Regions from separate parts of the Mus musculus genome. Here all the other regions are linked to region 2. The links are chromatin loops, found by intact Hi-C in ENCODE. Cell type or tissue: heart. All regions are shown on one strand.

Region 1 (2,500 bases), 220 kb after region 2:
TTTACTGATAAGAGAACTAGTTCTCAAGCCATGCTCTCTCCTGGTTTTGGCTTTGGCTTTTTCTGACCTGGAATGTCATACCACAGGGCTTTCAGATCAGCCACATCCCCCATGCGCTAAGCAAGTCCAGCTTCCACCTCTCCTTCACTGAACCCGCGTCACTGGCTGGTTGCTCTCTTTCTTCACCTGGATCCCTCCTCACAGCTATGGAGGACAAAGTGCTTAAGGTCTTCAAGTCATGGTCAAAAGGCACAGCCTACAAGAACATGGCAGTGTAGCAGTGCAGCCATGCCTACACTTGACAACTCCTTTCCTGACTTACTAGGGGAAAGCTGTTGGGAGTTTTTTCTTTTGTTTTTTCAAGCCAGGGTTTGTGTATAGCCCTGGAACTCACTCTATAGACTAGGCTGGCCTCAAACTCAGAAATCCACCTGCCTCTGCCTCCCTTAAAGGTGACATTTTCTTATTTTAAAAAAAAAAAAAAAAAAAAAAGGCAATGTAGCCAGGCATGGAGGATCCCAGTTTGTGGCCAGTCTGGCCTACACAGTGAGACCCTATCTCAAATGAGCAAAAAAAAAAAAAATAGTAATAATTAGGCATGGCCTCGTACTCCAGCCTTTCTATTCCACCTGTGCTCACTGTGCTGCCCCAGGGTATGAGGCCTTGGGGATCTGCTGAGGCAACCATCTTACTTGGAGACCCTGCCAGGCTTTGCTGAAACATCAGCCAAGTGCTACAGTGCACGGTTCCTCTGGTTACTGTTAGATACCTAAACCCTCCAACCCGGCAACAGCTGCCAACTGCAGGATACTCCAGACATGGTTCTGTCAGTCCTTTTAGGAAATTATCTTGCTAATATGACCCAGGCTAGCCTCAATACTTCTGCTTCTACCTCAGCTGGAATTTCTGATGTGCCCACTGCTGCCTGCAACTCAGTTATAGCACTGATCCAACATTAGCACAGGGAAATAAAATCTTATCACCAGTAATAAAATTCTCACTGTATTGAAATCTCAGCAGCCAGGTTTTCTCCGGTGAGACAACACATGTTTTTCCAGAGTTGGAGAGCTGGCCAGCTGCTCCTTCAGAGGAACTAAGCTCAAGTCTGGGGACCCAACAATTTAATTCAAGGGGATCTGGTGCCCTCTTCTGGCTTCTGTAGACACTGCAGGGATTTGATATACAGATGCACACACACAGGTACAAATAAATGTCAGGGTTCTCCCAATATTTTAGGCCCTATGAGATGGTACCAGCCTCCAAGACCAAACAACCTGTAAGACTCACAAGGTGGGAGAACTGACTCTTAAGGGTCCTTTCCAGGTACCAGTCGATTAGGAATATTTTCAACTGGCTATTCCTATAAATAAGGGCCATTCCAAGGTTTAAATTCATCATAGCTCCTGATTCCACATAACTTGTCATAGTGCTATCAGACCATCTGAGGGTGGCTGTCCTTTCCAGACCCCAAAGACTGACACAGAAGCAGAGTAAGCCACAGAAAACAAGGTACTTGGAAAACACCACACAAGACAGGACTACTTAAGCAGTCTTTAATGAAAGCCGTGCACGAGATGTCTCTACTCCTGCATCTTCTCGATCGTTTCTTCCTTGTATTTGCCCTTCTCCTTTCCTACTTGTCGGGACTTGGCTTTCCTCTCCAGGATCTTCTTGCGGTCCTTGTCCAGCTTTAGCCTGGTGATAACGACCTGCACAAAAAGAAGCAGCCCTAAGCTTTAAGCAACAACGTAGGCCCAATTACAGGTCCCACTTTCCATTCCCTGAACCCAGGGTAGTAGATACCTAAATGTCTCTTTCTAAAATACAAATGATGATGCAGCTTTGGAGCAGAAGCTCAGAGTTTATCCAGCTAGTCTAATCTTATCACTTGCTGCACTAAGGACCAGAGACCAAGAACTGACCACTGCATTTTCCTTGAAAACTGAGCTAGTGGTGGAAAGCAAAAACCAAACCCAAAAACCACTACAATGTTACATACAGAAAATGTTCTTTCTGTTAAAGGTCCTGAGTTCAACTCCCAGTGACCACACGGTGGCTCACAACCATCTGTGATTGGATCAGATGCTCTCTTCTGGTAGTATCTGAAGAGAGCAACAGTGTACTCATGTACATTAAAAGACACCTTACATGGGGCGTGCATTGTGGCACAGGACTTTAATTTCAGCACCCAGGAGGCTGAGACAGGCAGACCTCTGAGTACCAGAAAAACAAAAACTCAGAGCTCACTAAGGTCATGTGCTGGGCTGGAGAGAGGGCCAACAGACCCACATCTTTGATCTACATGGGTTCCACACACACAGAAGCAACCATGACATGTACTATGTGGTGGGGAAGGGAAAGAAATCATGGTACAATTTTAATACTGATGTTGTCTGTCGGTCTTTTGGGTTTTCTGCAGTTTGAAAATTACATTTTTAGCACTAATTTAAGTCTGAGAACCCCCTTAAGTGGTTGCTGTGCACATTAAACAATCCAATCA
Region 2 (2,500 bases):
CATGACTGGACCCAATAACCCCAAACCAGTAGCTAGCCTAGAGAAGGTACGCTACAGGTAAGAGAGAGTCAGCTCCTGGGCAGGAGGCTGGGGGCTGGGGAAGGGTGGGCCTGAGGAAGGATCCAGCTCTAGGACGTTCCTGGGCTCGCGCGCGCTCTCTCTCTTTCTCGATCTCTCACGGCAGCTCCGCTGGTAGCTCGGGAGTACTATCCCCACCCACCGACTTGCACCCTAATACTTGTTTGCATGCCTCTGACACAGCCTGTCCCTCTGGCTGGCTCATCCAGATGGATATCAGAAGCCTGGGCCCATTGGTGAGGGAGGGAATAAGGAAGGAGGGACCAAGTGGCAAGTGGAAGACAGGGAGGAGGTGACGCGTGTTGGGACACTACTTTGTGTCTGATCAGTGGCTTGACTAATGTCCTGAAGCCCATGTTCACCCATTCCCCAGATTCCACCTAGAGCCTTTTCCTCCTATTTCCAAACCAGAAATGGGCACCAGAACACCAGAATTCCTACATGTGAATCACCCACGTGAATCACACCGTGCATCGGAAAGCTGCACCAATTCATAAATGCCAGGTGACCTCATCAACAATCAAGTGAATAACACACATCTTAGCACGTGACAAGGCCATCATGTTCTCCTTCCTGCCACCGACCCACCCATCTCCTCCTAAAGTCTAGTCTTCTCTCTGTCTCCAGTTTTTGTTATTCCCGACCTCAATCACTCCTTTGAGATAGGACCTGCCTGCCAAGTGAGTGGAAGCCTGCCCGACAGCATCTGGAGGCCCTCATGTGACATTCTTTACGCTCCAGGTCCTCCCTCAGCCAGCCTGCTGAACCGTGGGAGGCACCCTGTATGCCCTAGGTGTCCAAGATATAGGTCACAAGGACCAGGGAAGAAAAAAAATAGACTCTACCGGGGAAACCTGTGGCCCGCAGCGGCCCCGCGTGGCTGGTCTAGGCACCTCTAGATTCCTGCTTGAGTGGCGCTCCTGCCCTCCTTAACTTCTAATAAAAGCCGAGGCGTTAGCGACTAGGTTTCAGTAAGTCAGAGTCTCGGACAAAAACGAACTTCATCCTTTAAATACACACAAGAATACGTAGGTATCATAATAAATTCATTTAGGCAAAAGTGGAGAGCTTTGCTAAGAGCCCGGATAGCTCAGTCGGTAGAGCATCAGACTTTTAATCTGAGGGTCCAGGGTTCAAGTCCCTGTTCGGGCGCTTAGCTTTTTGTGGGAATCTGCACTTACAAACACTATTGTTAGGCTGTCTTGTTTGACAATAGCTCTATAATAACAAAGTAATTGCATTCTTTTTAAAAGGAAATGTAAATTGAACGTAAGTTCCGAACAATCAGAAGAGGGAACAGCATTACGTTAAAGTACTAGCTATACAAACGAGGAATACATCAAAGAGAGTAAAAAGAAAATGGGGAAGTTAATATTATTAATATTAATAATATACTTCATTTACTACAATATTTGAAAATCTTATTTTAACCCTAATTGGTGTTTTAAAATCCGCATTTTAACGAATTTTTAAATTATCTTCCTTAATTTTCATGTTTAGAAGAAAGCACTCATATTTCAGGTACTCAATAATCACATTTTAGTAGTTGGCTTCATGTGTTTGTTTTGGTTTGTTTGAATAAATGGAGTGATATGCAAAATGGGATATAGAATAATGTATATAATTTCTGAGAGCACTACAGAAGAGGGGGTTCCATGGTGTAATGGTTAGCACTCTGGACTCTGAATCCAGCGATCCGAGTTCAAATCTCGGTGGAACCTTAGCATTTTGCTAGTACATCAACATAATAAATATATTTGTTTGTAATTTTTCATGCTTAGTATGTCTGTTACAGATATTCTAGTATAATTTTTTAAATTACACTTATATACACCAAGATCTGCGCTGAATTAGTGTATAAGAATACTTATTTCAACAATGTTTGTCACGTCTTGTCTATGAATATGGAAGCAATCTTGGGTTTTGTTGACAAGCCAAAGTTCATAGCCAAGCAGTGGCTTGTTCTCATAAAACTAAAGAGGCCTTCAGGAGAAAAACTCTGGCCTGGCAGCGGTGGGATTCGAACCCACGCCTCCGAAGAGACTGGAGCCTAAATCCAGCGCCTTAGACCGCTCGGCCACGCTACCCGCATGGAAGCTGCTATTTCCCGTCGTCTTCCTAAGAGAGTAGAAGGAAGTCTTCTCAACGCTCACAGCCACGAACTGACCCGAATTTCTTTTGTTGCTGTATATTTCAAACCCGAAATGAGGACTCACCGAGGCGCTAAACGACATTGTAAAGAAGCGAAACAAATGGTCCCAAAGACACAGAGATTTACAACAAAACAAGTTTATTTAGTGAGATCAAATCTGGGAACCGAGCAAGTCTGAGCTTGGTAGCTTACGCAAGAAGCAGCCCGAGCTTTGCACTGCTGGGGAGCTCAAATTTCGTTAGTCTCCCTCTCTGTTTCTCGCACCTGCAT
Region 3 (2,500 bases), 250 kb before region 2:
CATGGTATGCACTGGGGAAGCCGAGGAACCCGGGCTACGCGGCTAGACTTTGTTTCCCTACAAAAGGAAAAGACAGAAATTGTAAATGTATACGAGAAAAGCAGAGCAAGGCGTCTACCTGCTTCCCATGCAGGGACGCACAGCTTGCACGTCACTGCACTTGTGACGTCGACCTGCGTCGGTGTGGCAGTTCACTCCTCCCAGTGTAGCCATGTCTTTCTGTGACACAGGTTTTAGGGAAGAGACCAAGGAGTGTGTGCAGTCATCCAGGTCACCTACCAGGTTGACTTAGGGGAGGATAAGCCCTTCCTGAGCATTTCTGCGGCAGTGAAAGCAAGCAAAGAGCAAGCAGTCAATTAAAAGGATGGTACCCAGCTCTGTGAGACCTACAAGGTTGGATCGGAACGGTAAACGGGGAGAGGTAGCAAAGCCTGGAGAAGTCAGGAAGTCCTGATGTGTGACAGGGTATGGGTGAACCTGGGAGAGAGGAGATAAGAACCACACCCACTGAGAAGGGATGGGAGTGGCTGTGTGCACAGAGTGGTGGGGGTTCAGATGTGTGGACCTCCCTGTAGTGGCATCTAACAAATGGGATGATGACTGGCTCTTAAGCATTCCTGGCCTGGGAGAGAAGGTGATGTAGGAGACTTTTATTCTTCATTAAAAGTCTTATGTTTAAAAGCACTTATTTTATGTGCATGAGAGTTTTGCTGCGTGTATGTCTGTGCACTCTGTGTGTGCCTGCTGCGCTGGGTGGTTCAGGGTGTTAACTTCTCTATAACTGGCATTACAGAAAGGTAGGTGGGTGCTGGTAATCAAACCCCAGAACAACAGTGCAGTTGACTGCTGACCCATCTCTTCAGCCCCTTTATTTTTTATGTGTATGGGTATTTTGCCTCAGTGTTATATCATTCATGCAATACCCACAGACACCAGAAGAGGGCGTTGTATCCTTGGAACTGGAGTTACAGATGGTTGTCAGCTACCACATCAGTACTGGTAATCAAACCTGGGTCCTCTGGAAGGACACCAATGCTCCTAATTAGTTAGCTGTGTCACACTAGCTTTAGGTTTCATACTTTGAGAATTTCATAGCATGTTTATATCTATTCGAAAGTTGACTGGGGGGAAAAGTACCTAAAACAAACAAGAAGAAAGAAAAGCAAGCAGAGATGTGGACAGCCAGAACCTGCTAAGCAGACAGCAAAAAGCCAGGAAAATAGATACTAGGAAACTAGCAAAAAGACAGAGGCAGGCAGACTGCCTGTGAAGGCAGCAAGGAAGAGAGATTAAAAAGGAGGCGTGGTAAGGGGTACAGTACAACTGCAGCTGAGATGTCAAGGCATCAAGGCGAGGGACCCGCTGAAGGGCCTGGGGAGAGGAACTAAGCCCATTGGTGCGTTGTCAGCACGACCCTTGGAAGCCCTAGGAGAAACAGCTGATAAGTAGAGTAAAAAGATACAAACTGAACAGCCGGAGAGCAGCAGACAAGACAGGCAGTGAGAGGACACAGCTAAAAGAAGTCAAAGAAAGCCAAGGAAGTCAGCGGAGACACGCGGAACGGAAACAAGTACAGGGTCAAGATGAGAGGCCAACCATGATGGGAAACTGTGGCAAGTCCTGGAAGGTAGACAAACCAAGAGGTTCAGGCTATAAAAGTGACAGAGACAGGCAGGCGGGGAGACAGATGGCTAGGGAGAGAGAGTGGTGGGCAAACAGCCAGAGAAGCAGACAGACAACCAGAGAGAGAAAAAAGCTGCCAGCCAGTGAGGGAGGAGCAGACAGGCAGGCAGGCATCATAACAGAAGCAAGCAGGTAGAGAGGCAGGCAGGAGCGAGGTGAGAAGACACATCAAGAGGTCACAGGAAAAGCGGGAGCAGATGCAGACAGGCTGGGGGCGGTGTGGGGGGAGATGGAAAGTGTGGGAGAGGGAGCTGGGCAGATTAACAGGTGCTCTGTTAGAGACAAGGATTACAGGCCTGCACAGGGAGGCGACCGACCACCATCAGCCACCTACACCTGCAGACTGTGACACGTGTGGCCGGCAGGCAGAGGTGCCTGGCACAGGAGAGGACACAAGAGACTGTTGCCACATGCTGTGCAATGTGGCGCGCACACAAGTGGAGACACTCTTAGTGTCAGGATGATGCACGTTCGCATCCTCGGGCCAGGAAGAGGGGGAGCCAGGCACACTCAAGAAGAGCCATCCGTATTCACAGACGGGAAGGGAGAAAGTGAACAGAGGACAGAGATGTCCGTCACTTAGAAATGATGAGGCCCTTGGGGTCAAAGGTGTCAGCAAAAGTGTCACGGAGGGGTTGAGTGCACTTACAGAGGAGCCCACACATAGAAAGAGGGGGTACCCATCCAGACTGGCAGTGAAATCGAGAGAGGACAGAACCAAATAATATGGGTGCATAGGCAAGATAATTCCACAGTTAAAAAGAAAGACAGACAGACAGAAACCAATGCTTAACCAACTAAAGTGTAGTGGGGGTGG

What was found. Hi-C counts contacts between places; a loop is a spot of excess contacts. Peaks named below come from ENCODE experiments on the same cell type or tissue, not always from the same donor. Only the 100,000 strongest peaks of a DNase experiment are listed, where the experiment ranks them.
Region 1: it touches region 2 in a loop (3-fold over the local background); 5 of 42 quality-filtered maps call a loop at or near these places.
Region 3: it touches region 2 in a loop (2.9-fold over the local background); 2 of 42 quality-filtered maps call a loop at or near these places.

What each region holds. Positions count from the first base shown.
Region 1 is chr11:68,903,574-68,906,073 of GRCm38, reverse strand. It overlaps Rpl26 (ribosomal protein L26), which reads right to left. Exons shown (of 4, transcript NM_009080.2): 4 at 1,540-1,709. The coding sequence ends at 1,581. Among named protein-coding and RNA genes, the nearest start is that of Gm22608, 3.2 kb to the left of the region's middle. In heart, a CTCF peak has its summit at 1,157 (motif pointing left); a DNase peak (open chromatin) is centred at 1,143.
Region 2 is chr11:69,123,906-69,126,405 of GRCm38, reverse strand. Aloxe3 (arachidonate lipoxygenase 3) reads right to left here and starts at 29. Exons shown (of 15, transcript NM_011786.2): 1 at 1-29. The coding sequence starts at 3. It overlaps n-TLtag3 (a tRNA gene), which reads right to left and starts at 2,165; the gene lies at 2,084-2,165. n-TQctg6 (a tRNA gene) reads left to right here and starts at 1,728; the gene lies at 1,728-1,799. n-TKctt27 (a tRNA gene) reads left to right here and starts at 1,158; the gene lies at 1,158-1,230. It also overlaps a transcript of Hes7 not described here. In heart, a CTCF peak has its summit at 963; DNase peaks (open chromatin) are centred at 345, 985, 2,155 and 2,485; H3K4me3 peaks cover 2,419 bases; H3K27ac peaks cover 1,225 bases.
Region 3 is chr11:69,371,412-69,373,911 of GRCm38, reverse strand. Gm32483 (a long non-coding RNA gene) reads right to left here. Exons shown (of 2, transcript XR_003949707.1): 2 at 1-2,500. Among named protein-coding and RNA genes, the nearest start is that of Chd3, 3.2 kb to the right of the region's middle. In heart, a CTCF peak has its summit at 938 (motif pointing right); no DNase peak of the experiment used is centred here; H3K4me3 peaks cover 1,378 bases; H3K27ac peaks cover 2,168 bases.